2 separate regions of the Homo sapiens genome follow, and region 2 is linked to region 1. The links are chromatin loops, found by intact Hi-C in ENCODE. Cell type or tissue: adrenal gland. All regions are shown on one strand.

Region 1 (8,000 bases):
AAAAGGGAATAGATGTGACAAATAGAAAGAAAAATAGCAAGATGGTAGAGTCAAATCCAACCATAATCAATATTAACATTAAATGTCAATGATTAGGCATCTCAATAAAAATTGGGTCTTTCAGCAAGATCCAATTATATGCTGCCTTTAAGAAATTCACTTTTACATATAAAGACACAAATAGGTTAAACACAAAAGGATGGAAAAAGATATACCAAACTAATACTAATCAAGAGGAAGCTACACTAAATCAAAAGAAGTGGCTGAATTTACATCAGAAAAAGTAGGTTTTAGAGCAAAGAATATTACCAGGGACAAATAAGTTCATTTCATAATAATTAAGAGTTCAATCCCAAACATCTATGCATATAATAAAAGAGCTTCAAAATATATGAGGCAAAACAGACAGAAATACAAGGAGAAAAATATATCTATAATTATGGCTGGAGATTTTAACAACTCTATTAAGAATTTTTTTTTTTTTTTTTTTTTTTTTTGAGAGACACAGTCTTGCTCTGTCGCTCGGACTGGAGTGCAGTGGCGTGATCTTGGCTTACTGCAACCTCTGCCTCCCGGGTTCAAGCAATTCTCCTGCCTCAGCTTCCCAAGTAGCTGGGACTACAGGCATGCGCCACCATGCCCAGCTAATTTTTGTATTATTTTGGTAGAGACAGGGTTTCACTATATGTTGGCCAGGCTGGTCTCGAACTCCTGACCTCAGGTGATCTGCCCGCCTTGGCCTCCCAAAGTGCTGGGATTACACGCGTGAACCACCACGCCAGCCTCTATTAACAATTGATAGAGCAAGTAGACAGAAAGTTATAAGGGTACAGATGACTTGACCAATACTATCAACCAACTTCACCTACTTAACATTCATAGAACACTGCACCCCAAAACAGCAAGTTTTTTTCAAATGCAAATGAAACATTTACCAAGACAGACTATATTCTGGACCATAAAACAAGTTTTAATACATTTCAGAGGATTCAAATCATATAAAGTATGTTATCTTAGAATTCAATAACAGAGGCCAGGCGTGGTGGCTCACGCCTATAATCCCAGCACTTTGGGAGGCCGAGGCAGGCAGATCACCAGAGGTCAGGAGTTCAAGCCCAGCCTGGCCAACATGCTGAAACCCCATCTCTACTAAAATACAAAAATTAGCTGGGTTTGGTGGTGCATGCCTGTAATCCCAGCTACTCGGGAGGCTGAGGCAGGAGAATTGCTCGAACCTGGGGGGTGGAGGATGAAGTGAGCTGAGATTGTACCACTGCACTCCAGCCTGGGTGACAGAGCGAGACTCCCTCTCAAAAAAAAAAAAAAAAAAAGAAAAAGAAAAAAGAAATCAGTAACAGAAAGATAGGTGGATAATCCCCCAAATGCTTGGAAACTAAACACTCTTCTAAATATTCCATGGGTCAAAGAAGAAATCAAAAGAGAAATTTAAAGGTATTTTGAACTGAATAACATTGAAAATACAACATATCAAAATTTGTGGGATGCAACTTTTTCTCTGGTGGATTGACAGTGGAAAAGTGACAAACAAGAATTGACATGAGAAGAAACATTTACTGAGTACTTATAAGGCCTCATGCATACATCATCTCACTCTGCCTTCCTAGCAGCCTGTTGTGGTAATGATAACAAACATCTGCCATCTGCCTATGCAGCCAGGTAGTGTTCTAAGAGTTTTTATATATTAATTTGCTTAATGTCATTACAATCCTACGAGGTACGGACCATTATTTACATTTTACAGACTCTGAGGGCACTGGTGCACTTAGACATAGGGCCCACTTGCCCAGTATCACATCACTAATAAGAGAAGGACCCTGTATTCAAACAGAAGCAGTGGACTCCAAGCCTATGCTGCTAACCATGACACTACCCAAGGTAGATATGAAGAAACCAGGCCCAGAGACTTTGAGTACTCACCAAAGCTACCCAGCTAATAAATGGGACTCAAACCCAGCTCTGTTCAGCTCCAACCTCTCCTTTTTCCGCCCTTCTCCTCGCCACCCTGTGTTGGCCTCAGTTCTAATCTCAGGAGGACTGCTATATCTATAAGGCAATCCTTGGGGAGGAGGCCCCAGGATACACAGATTACAATCTCAAGGGAAGTGGGGGGAAGCATGCCAGTACTGAGCAGGAGGTAAGAGATAAGACATCTGAGCCACTGCAAATATCTGTTGAGGGCTGGGGTCCTTGACCCAAGTGGGTGACACAAAAAGATCTGCAGAGGATGGAAGGGGAAAAAAATAAATAAAAATGCCATTACAGAGCTGTGAATGGAAACAATACTACCCTAGAATCAGCAAGCCTGGTTATCACCCTGGCCAGTTCTAGAGGCTGCTACTTGACAACGTCTATGTCCAACAACAGGAAATGGAGAATGAAGAAGGCTGGAGATATTTATGAAGAGAAGAAAGTCTGGGCTTTGGAACCAGTTGTGCCTGGGTTAGAATCCCAACTCTACAGTCCTACATTGCTACTTATTTGCCCTATGAGCCAGTTTCCTCATGTGTCAGATGGTACAATCGTACCTTCTTAAAGAGTTATTAGGCCAGGTGCGGTGGCTCATGCCTGTAATCCCAACACTCTGGGAGGCCGAGGCAGTCGGATCACTTAAGGTCAGGAGTTCGAGACCAGCCTGGCCAACACAGTGAAATCCCATCTGTACTAAAAAAACAAAAATTGGCCGGGCATGGTGGCATGTGCCCGTAATCCCAGCTGCTCGGGATGCTGAGGCAGGAGAATTGCCTGAACCTGGGAGGCAGAGGTTGCAGTGAGCTGAGACTGCACCACTGCACTCCAGCCTGGGCAACAGAGTGAGACTCTGTCTCCAAAAAAAAAAAAAAAACAAAAAGAGAGCTATTATGAGAATTATGCAATATGTATAAACAGTCAAGCCCAATATAATAAACATACAATTAGAATTCAATAAATGATCACTGTTATTCATACTTGTTACTGAGTTGGGATAAGGCTGTGGAGAGTGCGCATACATTCACAGCCTAGGATGTGTCCAAACCACACACAGCAGCCAAAATATGTTTATCCATTAACTCTGTAATTCACTTCTGAGCACCTGCTAGATGCCAGGCATAATACGAAGCCCTGGGAATGCAAAGCCTTCATAGAGCTTATATTCTAGCAAGGGAAACAGATGTTTAATAAGCATTTCAGACTCAGTTGTATGATTTCAGTGGGGTTATATAACACAGAAGAGTACTTGAATGGTACTTGAAGGGTACTAGAATGGCATATAGCAGAGGATGGAAGATCTGGTCCAGCATGAGAAACCAGGAAGACTTCTTCAAGGAAGAATGTGTAGTCTAAGATCTCAAAGACAGAAGTGCTCCCTCTCCATGTGATGCCCTTTGCTGCCCCGGGACTCTGAAGAGTCCCCACCAGCAAGAAGTCCTTCACCAGATGCAGCCCCTCGACCTCAGATTCCCTAGCCTCCAGAACTATAAGAAATAAATTTCTTTTCTTTATAAGTTACCCAGTCTCAGATATTCAGTTATAGAAATAGAAAACTGACTAAGATACCATATGACCCAGAAATTCCACTCCTAGGCATATAGGTAATACCCAAGAGAACTGAAAAATATGTTCACACAAAAACTTGCATACAAATGTTCATAGCAACATTATTCAAAACAGCCAAAAAGTGAAAACAATCCAAATGTTCACCAACTGATAAGTGGACAAAAAAAATGTGGTATATGCATACATTAGAATATTATTCAGCCATAAAACAGAATGAAGAAATGATATCTGCTACAACATAAATAGACCTTGAAAACATGGTGCTCAGTGAAGGAAGTCAGATGCAAAAAGCCAAATAATGTATGATGCTATTTATATGAAAAGTCCATCACAGGCAAATCCAGAGACAGAATGAACAAATAAATAAATAAATTTTAAAAAGCAGAAGAGAGCTGGGTGAAAAAAAGGGTGGGGGATATGTGAGGCAAGGAGTTGATGGTCACGTGGGAGAACCTAAACAGCAAAAGGGAAAAGGCTCAATAAAAAAAAAAGGCTGGAAAGGAGGGCAGGGCCTTGCAGACTGGGTTTCCACCGCTGGTAGAAGGGTGCAGATGATATACGCTGTCAGGCTGGCTGACTAGATTTCTAAGGCTCTATGTGCTGGGAACTGGAAACAGGACAGGCCCAGGCGCCCCCTGCTGTCAGACAGGCCAAGGCAGCTTACCACTCAGGTGGGTCTTCAGAGGTCTGCCATCTATCAGCTCCAGGTGCTGCCAGATCCATCTACGGTAGGAAGGGGAGGCCCCAAGGTCCAACAGCCGCAGGACTTCACAGCTGCCCTGAACACAGCAAGGGACATAGGAAAAGGGTTAACCCCTAAGGCTCCAGGTAGGCCAGGCTTTGAAGAAAATCTCTCTTAATTGCATCTTATCCCATTTTGTTTTATTTGCTTAATGCAAGTGGTTTCAGGTTCTTTTTTCTTTTTTTTGAGATGGAGTCTCACTTTGTCACCCACGCTGGAGAGCAATGGGGCAATCTCGGCTCACTGCAACCTCTGCCTCCTGAGTTCAAGCGATTCTCCTGCCTCAGCCTCCTGAGTAGCTGGGATTATAGACATGTGCCACCATGCCCGGCTAATTTTTGTATTTTTAGTAGAGACGGGGTTTCACCATGTTGGCCAGGCTGGTCTCGAACTCCTGACCTCAAGCAATCTGCCTGCCTCGACCTCCCAAAGTGCTGGGATTACAGGTGTGAGCCACCACGCCCAGCCTGGTGCTTTTTTTTTTTCTTTTTTTTTTTTTAAATGAAAATGTTATTTACTCACCATACGAAGTTCAAGTAACTGAAGAAGCATAAGAACTAAATATAAGCCAGGCACGGTGGCTCACGGACTGTAATCCCAGCACTTTGGGAGGCTGATGTGGGAAGATCACTTGAGCCCAGGAGTTCAAGACCAGCCTGGCCAACATGGCAACACAAAATTATTTTGTCTCTACTAAAAATACAAAAATTAAGCCGGCCTTGTGGCTCACGCCTGTAATCCTAGCACTTTGGGAGGCTGAGGCAGGCAGATCACCTGAGGTCGGGAGTTCGAGACCAGCCTGACCAATATGGATAAACCCCGTCCCTACTAAAAATACAAAATTAGCCGGGTGTGGTGGCACATGCCTGTAATCCCAGCTATTCGGGAGGCTGAGGCAGGAGAATCGCTTGAACCCAGGAGGCAGAGGTTGCAGTGAGCCAAGATCGCATCATTGCACTGCAGCCTGGGCAACAAGAGCAAAACTCTGGCTCAAACAAAACAAAACAAACAAACAAAAAAAAACAAAATTAGCCGGGCATGGTGGCGCATGCCTGTAATCCCAGCTACTCAGGAGGCTGAGGCAGGAGAATCGAATCACTTGAACCCAGGAGGCGGAGGTTGCCATGAGCCAAGATCATGCCATTGCACTCCAGCCTGGGCAAGAAGAGTGAAATTCTGTCTCCAAAAAAAAAAAAAAAAAAAAAAAGATTAGCTGAATTAGCTGGGCATGGTGGTGCATGCCTGTAGTTCCAGCTACAGGAGTTCTTTGTACTGTTCTTATAATTTTTTTATAAATTTAAAATTATTCCAAAATTGAAAGTTTAAAAATATTCAAACCAGACATAAAAACATAGAGATAAAAACTACATTAATCCTGACACTCAGAAATAACTAGTAGTAACATATTAGTGAATATTATTTCAAACTTTTCTCTATGAACATATAAGATGTATATCTACAATTTTTCATCAACGAATTCATTTACATAAAACAGACTCTTGTAACTTTTTAAGAAACTCAATAATATATCAAATACCTCTTTTCATGCCAAACAATATGGTTCTATAGTATCATGTTTAATGGTCACATATTATTCTATGCACACCATAATTTATAAAATTAAAAATAACAAATATTCAGTTGAGCAAAAGAAGTCAGAAACAAGGAATACACACTGTATGATTCCATTTATATGAAGTTCAAAAACATGCAAAAGTAACCTGTGGTGACATAAGTCTTAAGAGTATTAAGCTTTGTGGGGGGATTTTGTCTAGGAAGGAGCACAGGAGAGCCTTCTGGAGTAGTGGAAATGTTTTTTATCTTGATTTGGGTAATGATCACTCAGGTGTATACATATATAAAAATTTATGAAGCTGTAAAGTTTAGATTTGAAATCTTTACTGCATACTTTTTTTTTTCTTTTTTTTGAGCTATAGGGGAACTGCAGGTGCCAGAGAAACAACATGAGCCCGGTTTCCTCAAGTATTTAGTAGGTCTTTAATTGCATCTATGGAGAGAACAGTTCCACTATGTGTCCCCCAGTGATAAACTGTTAGAAATGAGTTGAAAGTGTGCATTAAGTTTTCGATGCCATCAGGAAATCTTCTCTAGCTTTCTGAGGTCCCAGGGGTGTCCAGCCACCCGCAGCTGATTTTGCCCTCTAGTGGTAATATGAGTAAACTACAGGAGTCGGGACAGCTTGATCTCCCTCCCAGAGATGAACACTCAAAAAACGCTGGCCAGGCAGGAAAAAAAAAGAGAGAAAAGAGCAGTCCTTTAGAGGGGGCTGGTGCTTTTCATTTCCAACCAGGGTCGGGGGGTGGGGGAGGGGGTGCTGTACCAAAATATGGCTTGTTGTTGCCTGATCCTCTGAATTCTCAAAAGCCAGAAATCAGAATTTTTATATAAAATCTTCACATTGATGATTAAATCAGATTTTAATAAAACACTGTAAGGAACAAACCAGATTCATCTTCTGGCCAAGAGCTCCCTACCTTGCTGTCCTTTAGTGACTTCCGCATTATTTTTCTCAGAATGAAGGCTCAGCACCCCTGCATTAGAATCCCCTACAGCACTTGCTCAAATGCAGATTCCAGAGTTAATGAATCAATCTCTGGGGTGAGACAGCAAATCTGCCTTTTTAAAAAGCACCCTATGTGTTTGTATGCTTACCAAAGTTTGAGAATTCCTCCCTCAGGAAGCACCCTACATGTCTGGATGCTTACCAAAATTTGAAAATTCCTCCCTTAGGTCAGGGGTTCTCCTACATCAGTGTGCATTGGAATCGCCTGGAAGCCTTGTTAAAACACAGATCACTGAGCCCTTCCTCCTAGAGTTTTGGATTGAGTAGCTCTTGGGTGGGCCTGAGAATTTGCATTTTGAAATGAGTTCCCCGCCAGGCGCGGTGGTTCATGCCTGTAATCCCAGCACTTTGGGAGGCCGAGGAGGGTGGAACACCTGAGGTCAGGAGTTTGAGACCAGCCTGGCCAACATGGTGAAATCCCATCTCTACTAAAAATACAAAAATTAGCCAGGCCTGGTGGCGGGCACCTGTAATCCCAGCTACTCAGGAGGCTGAGGCAGGAGAATCACTTGAACCCAGGAGGTGGAGGTTGCAGTGAGCCAAGATCGTGCCATTGCACTCCAGCCTGGGCGACAGGAATGAAACTCCATCTCAAAAAAAAAAAATAAAAGAAGAAGAAATGAGTTCCCAAGTGCTGCTGGTGCTGCTGGTCCAGCCACCGCACTTTGAGAAGCACTGGATTGCGGGAGGAATGCTCACTGAGTAAGCATGTACTAAACTGATTCTCATCCTTACCAGACTTTATGGGGTGATTGGTACCATTTCACAGGTGAAGCAATGGAGGCAAAACAGATGAAGAACCACCCCCCGCTTTCTGCCAGTCAGAATGTAATCATTATGCTGATTAAAGAAAATATTGTAAAGGATTTCTATCCCTCACCACACATCCCCCCATCTTTTCTGGCTATATAGTATCAAAGAGCTTAGAGTTAAATTTGGAGAGATATGGCAGAGGTGATCACCTCAAAATTTTAGCACAGAGGAAGCAAATATCAAGGAGGAGAAGGAACTGCCAATTGATATCTGGCAATAAATCTTTTGCTACTTATATTAACTAGACTTGATTCTGTTCTCTGGGACTGAGCCGAGAATAACAACACACACACCACGCCCCTGGTG
Region 2 (8,000 bases), 210 kb before region 1:
TCTATCTAGCCTGGGCAACAAGAGCAAAACTCCATCTCAAAAAAAAAAAAAAAAAAAAAAAAAAGCACCAGATCGCAGCACTGTTAGGCCATCTCCCAACAGCCTCTACCTCCCCCAAGAGTTCTTCAAACAATGCCTGGGAGGGATGATGGACTTCTAGGGTGGTTAGAAAAGCAGGAAGGTCACTGGGTTTTTCATCTTGTGGCCACAGGATACTTCCCACAAAATTTTAATGCAAGTCGGCTATGTGACAGAAATACAGAGCTGCCCTGGTAAAGTTGGGGGTGTGGGCGGCCTTAATGCCCTGAGGTACCTCCCTCCTCACTGCCCCAACTAGAGCCCCTCGTGATACAGATATGGAAACTCAGACCTGGAGAAGCATCTTGCCCAAGGCCATACAGGGAGCAAGTGGAAAGGCAGGCCTTGAACTCAGTCTCTGACGCCAAGTTCTGTGAAGTGTGTCCTCTCCACCCTACCATGACCACCTCCACAGGGAGACATGCCCAGAACTTCTCCTGGCAGCAGGAGGGGGAAGGTTTATATGACCTTGGGCTCCTTTTCAGGTTATGACTTGGTGAGGAGTCTGTTAATCCCACCCCACAGGGAGGAGGAGTCTGTCAGATCCCATAAGATCTGAAACATTTTGAAGGCTCAAGAGAGCATCATAAACCCTCTGTCCCCACTGTGTTTTGAGAAAATCTCTCTGTCAGGGAATCAGAACCCATTAAAATAATCTTGTTCATGGGAAAGCGAGATAAAAGGAAGGGGGGAAGGTCTAGGTAAAGTCTGGGGTGGGTTTCTGAGCTTTTACTTCAGGTCATTAAGGCTTCAGGACCACAGCTCCTGAACCATCCCAAAGGGACGTGCTTTGAGAGCCTACGGAAGCTAGGTCCTTTTGCTCATTTCCTTGAGAAGCAGGTTCCTTCAGCTGCCTCCATTCCAGCTGTACTGACATCCGCCTGGCAATGATGGCCAAAGCCAGTCAATATGCCTCCTTCTGGAACATTCCTGCCCCAATTCTAACTAGCAACTAGGCTAGATAAGCAAGAGTGAGTGGCGCAGGTGCTGGCAGAGAATGAAAAGTAGACTCTGCAGGAAGAAAGGGGAAACGTATAGTGATTGTTAGTTGCTATGTGCCAGGCAATGCCAGCCCTTTGTCTGAGTTATTAAATTTAATCCAAATGGCAACTTGTGAAGCAGATATCGTTATCCTTATTTCAGAAGGCGAAACGGTATCCCAGAGGGGAGAGGCCATGCGCAAGATCACAGGCTGAGCAGCGGGGGACAAAGTAAAATGTAGGATCCTGAAGAGGAAAAGAAAACTGAACAAAAAAGAAAAAAACTTCCACGGTGCGAAGGCACGGGTAGAGCCACACACCTGGCCCGAGGGGTTGGCGTGAAAGTCGTTCTAACCCGAATCACAAGATGGGATAATCTTAGGGTAGCCCCAGGTAGCCGCAGCCCCGCAGCCATTCTTTCTGGAGCCAGGGGACCGTCGGTGCCTTGCTCAGAGCGCCCCCTGCCGTCAGGTAGGGGCACTGCAGCAAAGGAAGCTGGCAACAGGGGTGGGGAGAAACAGAGCCAGTTGGGCTCACAGCTGTCTGCACCCAAGGCACAGACAGGAAACTCTCCAGCCTGGCTGTTCTCCTGACTCCAGGCTGTTCAGGCCCCTCCTGGAGCTCTGGGTCACATTTTGGGGCCTGCCTTTTTTTTTTTTTTTTTTTTGAGACGGAGTTTTGCTCTGTCTTCCAGGCTGGAGTGCAGAGGCGTGATCTTGCCTCACTGACAGCCGCCTCCCGAGTTCAAGCGATTCTCCTGCCTCAGCCTCCCCAGTAGCTAGGATTACAGGCACGCGCCACCACGCCCAGCTTATTATTATTATTATTATTATTATTTGTATTTTTAGTAGAGACAGGGTTTCACCATTTTGGCCAGGCTGGTCTCGAACTCCTGACCTCAGGTGATCCACCCAACTCAGTCTCCCAAAGTGCTGGAATTACAGGCGTGAGCCACCATGCCCAGCCAGGCCTGCCCTTTATACGAGGAGGGGGTCCAGGGTAAGGGGCCCTCCAGAAACCATTTCCTGGGAGAAAGTGGGAAGAGAGTGAAGTGTTCTAGGGAAGGGGAGGTGTTCAAGTCTCCGAAGGGCTGGCCTGGAGGAGGATGCAGAGCGGTAGCGGGCACCAGCGGGCAGAATGAGACCTACAGGCTGCTAATTTGAAAAGGCAGATTTCAATTCAACACGAAAACTTCCCAATAGTTAATGGGCTGCCGCCAAGGACAGCAAAAGTGCCTGCTGTGGAAGAGCTGGATGGACATTTGCAGGAGAATGATGCGGGGGCGGGGTGCAGGTTGTGGGCTCTGCTCCCCAAATGGGCACCTGTCCTTGGTCACAGGAGCATCTCTGTGTCCAGGGCATCTCTCTAGCCCTGTCCTTGGTATGCTGTTGACTCTTGTCCGATTTCCCTCAAGAGAGTGTGCGGATAGTTTTGTTCTTTAGATTGAGGAAAAATTCATAGAGTAGAAGTATGACTTATGTTTTATCACTTATGTAGCTCATTTATGTCTTTCTTAAAGTTCCAGCACGTTTGCAGCAGCTAAAGAAGTTTTCTCTGAGAATGGAGAAAGGTACAGGCCCTCAGAGGAGAGCATACATCAACAGGGGAGCGGCAGATATTGGGGAAGAAAGTTCTGCCCAGATGATCGCTCAGTAGCTTCCAACCCTGATAGTCCATAAAATCCCATCAGAGGAGGGAGCACAGCCTCCTGCCTGGGCCTGGATTCTATGCCCAGCATCCATGAAGGGCCACAGGAAGTTCAAAGAGCCCTCCACTTGCTGCCGCCCTGGGCATAGAAGCAATGGCCTCCTCATTTCAAACACTTGCCTGACCAATCTCTCTACAACCCTAAGGATACTCCTTAGAGAAAGATGTCCACTTTTGCCTGCCTCCTTGATGGGCCCAAGCTCCAGGGGAGTTCAGAGAAGACGCAGGCCGGAGATGCCTGGAATGTCGTGCCCTAACTAACCACTGCTAGACCATTCAGGCTTCTGAACAGAGAAAAGACCTTAAGGCAGAAGGCATTTGGGTGCCATGACCCCTGACCCTAAGCATAGAAGTCAGAGCCTGCTTCTAGCATGACCCCTGACCCTAAGCATGGAAGTCAGAGCCTGCCTCTAGCATGACCCCTGACCCTAAGCATAGAAGTCAGGGCCTGCCTCTAGAGTCACCTGCCTCACCAGGACCTGAAAGAGGGAGATCATTCCTGCCTCTCCTTCGAGGCCAAAGGCAATGCAGGCTGTTCTGTCTTCCCAGAATGGTTGCAGTCCTGTCCCTCCTGAGAAACAATGGATGAGGGAGGGGCTGGCCCTTTATGGATCTCTGGGATGGGGACATTTCCTTATCACAGCATGGAGACAGCATGGGTTACCCATTGCTTCCAACTGCTTGGCAGAATCTGGTACATTCCCCTCACCCCAGAGAAAGGGTTTTCTTAAGACCACAGAGGGTGGTTCTGGGTGGGCAGGAGGAAGGGGCACAGGAAGGTGAAGACAGTAACCTCAGGAGATGCTGCGAGGCTTTTCTGAGTGAACACTTCCAAGCCTGCGGCTGCTCCAGGCTCAGGTACCAAGTCCCGCTGAGAGATGTCCTGGGTCCTCTGGGACTGCAGGGGAGGCCCAGAGCCAGAGGAAAGGGAAAGAGGGAGGAAGGGAAGGAGAGACAGAGACAGGAAGAGAGGGAAAGAGAAAAAGTAGGAGAGAGAGACACACACACAAAGTCCATAAATAGCCCAGCTTTTTAAGTCCCATATCTGTAGGATTTGTGGATTAGGTCAGGGAGTAGCCACTCTGTGGGGTGAGCTCGGGAGGGACTGCCCTTCTGAGCCACTTAAGGGAGGGAGGCCCACAGTCAGCCCCAGTGCCCTTCCCCCATGGCCTGCCCACTCTCATTCAGAGATGTTGGAGCCATATCATTTAGACTCTGGCTCCAGATGTCTCTGGCTTAGGCTATGGTTCAACCCTGCAGTTTGGATTACAGCCCCCTTTAAACACTGAAACTTGGGTTTGGCAAATGGGAACAGTTAGAGTTCCCTCTGTTTTCCCCTTGGCCCAGATGAGGCCCAACAATATACGAGGAGGCTGCTAGGAATTCTGGATGACACAGGCATCTTCAGGATGCCCCCCACAAAACTGATTTTGGGATCAGGGATTCTAGTCACCAACAGCAACAGCCCCATGACTGCCCAGCACCTTCCAGTTGAGAAAGTGCTTTTATATTAATTATTTCACTCTACTTTCCCAACTACCCTATGGAATGACCATTTTGGTCCTCCTGTAGGTGGACTAGGCAATGCGGCTCAAAAAGGGGAAGTTACCCAAGGAGCCAGTCAATCCTTGTCTATGGCACCTCCCCATCTCCCAAATCTTCAAAGGCCCCTAAATGCCAAGGGGGCCTGTAAGCCAGTTCTGAATGGTCCATAGCTCCAGGGTGAGCTCCTGGACCATAGTTCTTTCCAGCAGTGGACTATACTTCTTGCGGCTGAGCAGGGCTGGGAGGTGGAGCAGATTCCACCTTTTACTAAGACCCATCTTCTAGCAGTTCCAGCTATCACCAGCAGGTGGGGCACACCCTACACCAGGCTACACTGAGACACTCCAGAGGTCTAGACCTCACTTCCCAGGGCTCATCCTCCCCTTCTCTTCTGGAGACTCACTCTTTCAGTAGCCTCTGCATCCCACCTCGCCCACAGCCAGGCCAAGCTTGGCCAGCCCACATCAGGATTGATTAGGGGCCACGCTGAAGGGCAGAAGAGGATGTTGTTCACTGGATCACTAGACCAGCCTCCGCCACCCAGCCCAGGGTCTTGCTTGTGCCAGAGGCAAACAGAGGCCCTTCATGGATGCAGAGGTCTGCCCTTCTTCCACAGCACCAGCCTTAAAGGCCCCCAAAGCATCCCTAATTCTGTGACTCACAAACCAGAAAGCCACCCCAGTAGCTCTCTCTGGACTTATGCCTTACTAGACAAAGCCGTCTGTTATCTGGCAGGTTCAGGCCATGGTAGCACTGATCCAATAAAATGCTCTGCTAATTAGATCATGGGTGCATCACCAATTTTCAAAGCATTAGAGGGCAGCACACATACAATTGACTCTCTACCTGGTCTTTATGTGATTTGGTCTTGCTCCTAGGCAGCTGTGATTTAATAGCACATACAATAGCCTGGGTCACAAGAAAATTGGGTTCTGGTTCCTCTTCCATCAGCTAAGACACTGAATAAGTCCTTCCTCTTTCTGGGTCTCGGTGCCCCTATCTGTAAAATGAAGGTTCTGAGCAGGTTCCCAGGGCCCTTTCAACTTTTATTTTATTTAGGAAAGGGGAATTTTATTTGTTAAAGAAAAGTCGTCTGTGAATGCCTCTAGTTAAATTAGTATGCTTGACTTTAACACTTTGGATTGAAACATGCTTTCTTTATCCTGATTTGAAGTTAACCTCCTCTGTGGAAGAGTCTGGAACTCTCAAGTGAAACAATAACTCACACTGCGCATCAAGGTACTCTGCTAGTCCCTCTACGTGCATTATCTCGTTTAATCCTTACAACATCCCCATGAAGTAGGTGCTTTTATTATCTCTACCCAACGAGCCTCAGAGAGGTTAAGTAACAAGCCCAAAGTCATCCAGCTGGCAGGCAGCGGAGCCAGAATTCAAACCCAGGCAGTGCAAGTCTACACCACAACCGTATTTGAGACCAGTAAGCAATAGCTTCAGGGAGAAAACACCTAAGTATAAACTGGGGTAAATATCGCCAAGATTTAGCAAGGGCTAAAAATACTGACTTGAGAGTCTAAATGCAGTGCTTCCCCAAATCCTAACTTTATCTCTTCTTCAATCGAGAAAACACCCCACTCTTTCCACTCGGAAAGGCAGGTCATGTGAGATCCTTTTCTGAAGCCTCAGAAGCAGGTCTGATTTCTGTGAAGGGCCCATTCCCCTCCAGTGGACTCCGAAGCCCCTTCTAGGAGGGACCACTCCCCGATCCGTGTTTTCACAATAGGCACAACAGGGTCTGGTTCTGGAGAGAGCTATTGGGATTCTCAAAATGTAGTGTGCATGAAAAGCCTCTGCAGCACTTGTCCAGATGCCGATGCCAGCACTGAGTCCAAATATCTGATTCAGTAGGTCTGGGCTGGGGCCCTGAAACCTGCATTTCTAACCAGCACCCCTTCCCCATTATACTCGGGCTGATGGAAGGGGAGTACGCCAAGCTACCATGAGTCTTGAGTTTTTCATGTTTTAAGTTGGTCTCCAGGACCCAGGATTCCAAGATTTAGTGAATTCATCTCCCTCAGCCTAATCTACCACCCTCTCCATCCCCACCAGCCCCTAAGCAGCAATGGGGGAAGCATATTGGTGTGGAGGATGAGTGTAAGTCAGGATGCAGCAACCCAATGTCTCTTTACCCAAGGCCCCTATCGAGGGGTTCAGGGCGACACCTACCTCATTGGCTTTCTCAGGGGTGCCCTTGGGGGAGGGGGAGGCGGGGGAGGAGGGCAGCCTGCGCTCCCGTTCCCAGTCTCGATCCCGGTGGATGAGTTTGCTGTTGGGCTCCTTCAGGGTCCTTTTGAGCTCATTGATGCTGGCCTGGTGCTTCAGCAAGACATCTTCTGGCTTGTCTAAGAACTAGGGATAGATGGAGAGGGTGGTGGTGTTAGGGGAACAGCTCCAAGCGGGGATGCAGGGTGCAGGGATGATGGCAGCAGTCACCATCACCACCCTCCACCAGCAACGTTATTCCCACTCTGACCTGTGTCACTCTCATGGCAGCCCCAGAGACAAACCAGGGCAAGGAGAACCACCCCAACAGGTGCACATCCCAAGGCACAGAGCACTGAAGATGAAAAAGAGGAGATGTCTAGTCAAGCCACCTTCGCTTCTCCCTTGCCTGGCTCTACAGCCTCTGAACAGCCAACCTCTACCCAAAGCCCACAGGTCTGGGTGAGTTCCCTGTGGTGCTATAAGCCCGGTCTTAGTCACAGAGGTGACTTCCCTCTGTTACAACTAAGGCATAGCAGGCAGCAACTGCCAGAGAGCTATAATAACTCACTAATCCTATTCACTGGGCTGCTCTGACTCATTCAGGTGCCTCCTAGATCCCTCCTGGATCCCAGTGTCCACTTTCTGGCTGAGACTTGGGCCACTGTACTTAACAGGATGTCCAGTCTGGGCCCCTCCTAGCCCAACATGCACAACTGCTCAGGCCCTGGGGAGGCCCACAGTACAGATCCTCCTCAAGCCAGGGACATCCAGAAGAATGGCCAAGCTCCCACACTAGGGACCAGGGGCAGGAAAAAATTGCATCTAGTCTCCTCTGTGATGGGACACTACCTTCCCCAACCACCCTGGACCTTCCAGATACCTTTCAGGTACTGACTCACCAATAGCAGACAGGGTGAGATACAGCCAGATAGAGAAACTAGAATGCTGTGGAGTGTTCAGGAAGATTAGGAGAATTAGAGACCAGGAAGAAGAGCAGTAAGTCCCACAGCTGGGCACAAGAATTGAGCCAGGTATAGCCAGAGTTGTAGGATTCTACCTATATGGGTAGTGTTCCCAGCCAGTGCAGCATGACAGAGTCATCTCCTTAGGTCAAGGGAGGACGAGCTTTGTGCAGGAGCTGGCAGGGACCTGCCAAAAGCTGTTTATCTGGCTACTTCTGGGGCAAAGTGGTGGCTGGCAGCCCAAGGACGCTTATCTGCAAGGCTGCTTAAAAATTCATGTTAACTCAATTCAGGACAAGAAATGGACAATCTCAGCTTATTAAAGTCAGATCAGGTAATTCTGGAAGAACCACTGGAAGGTAAGCTTACCCTTGGACAAAGCTAGAATCTTCCCCTGGGCTCATCTCTGGTACCCAAGGATCCACTATGGCTGACTCCTAAGCTACCTCAGGAAGGAAACCAATCCCAGTGAGGCTCCTGCTTTCCCTCCAGACATCTGTCTGTT

What was found. A loop is a pair of places that touch in the nucleus more often than their neighbours do. Peaks named below come from ENCODE experiments on the same cell type or tissue, not always from the same donor. Only the 100,000 strongest peaks of a DNase experiment are listed, where the experiment ranks them.
Region 2: a loop joins it to region 1, with 4 times the contacts of the local background. A loop is called at or near these places in 73 of 110 quality-filtered maps.

The regions. Positions count from the first base shown.
Region 1 is chr20:35,991,372-35,999,371 of GRCh38, reverse strand. It overlaps CNBD2 (cyclic nucleotide binding domain containing 2), which reads right to left. Exons shown (of 12, transcript NM_001365709.1): 8 at 4,220-4,334. Among named protein-coding and RNA genes, the nearest start is that of CNBD2, 27 kb to the right of the region's middle. In adrenal gland, CTCF peaks have their summits at 4,010, 4,209 (motif pointing left), 6,265 and 6,468 (motif pointing left); DNase peaks (open chromatin) are centred at 4,241 and 6,600.
Region 2 is chr20:36,196,536-36,204,535 of GRCh38, reverse strand. It overlaps EPB41L1 (erythrocyte membrane protein band 4.1 like 1), which reads right to left. Exons shown (of 22, transcript NM_012156.2): 14 at 6,495-6,677. It overlaps LOC124904892 (a long non-coding RNA gene), which reads left to right and starts at 7,591. Exons shown (of 3, transcript XR_007067571.1): 1 at 7,591-7,854. RefSeq lists an enhancer at 4,659-4,708. In adrenal gland, CTCF peaks have their summits at 1,515 (motif pointing left) and 4,615 (motif pointing right); DNase peaks (open chromatin) are centred at 1,475, 4,715, 6,955 and 7,247; H3K27ac peaks cover 3,214 bases.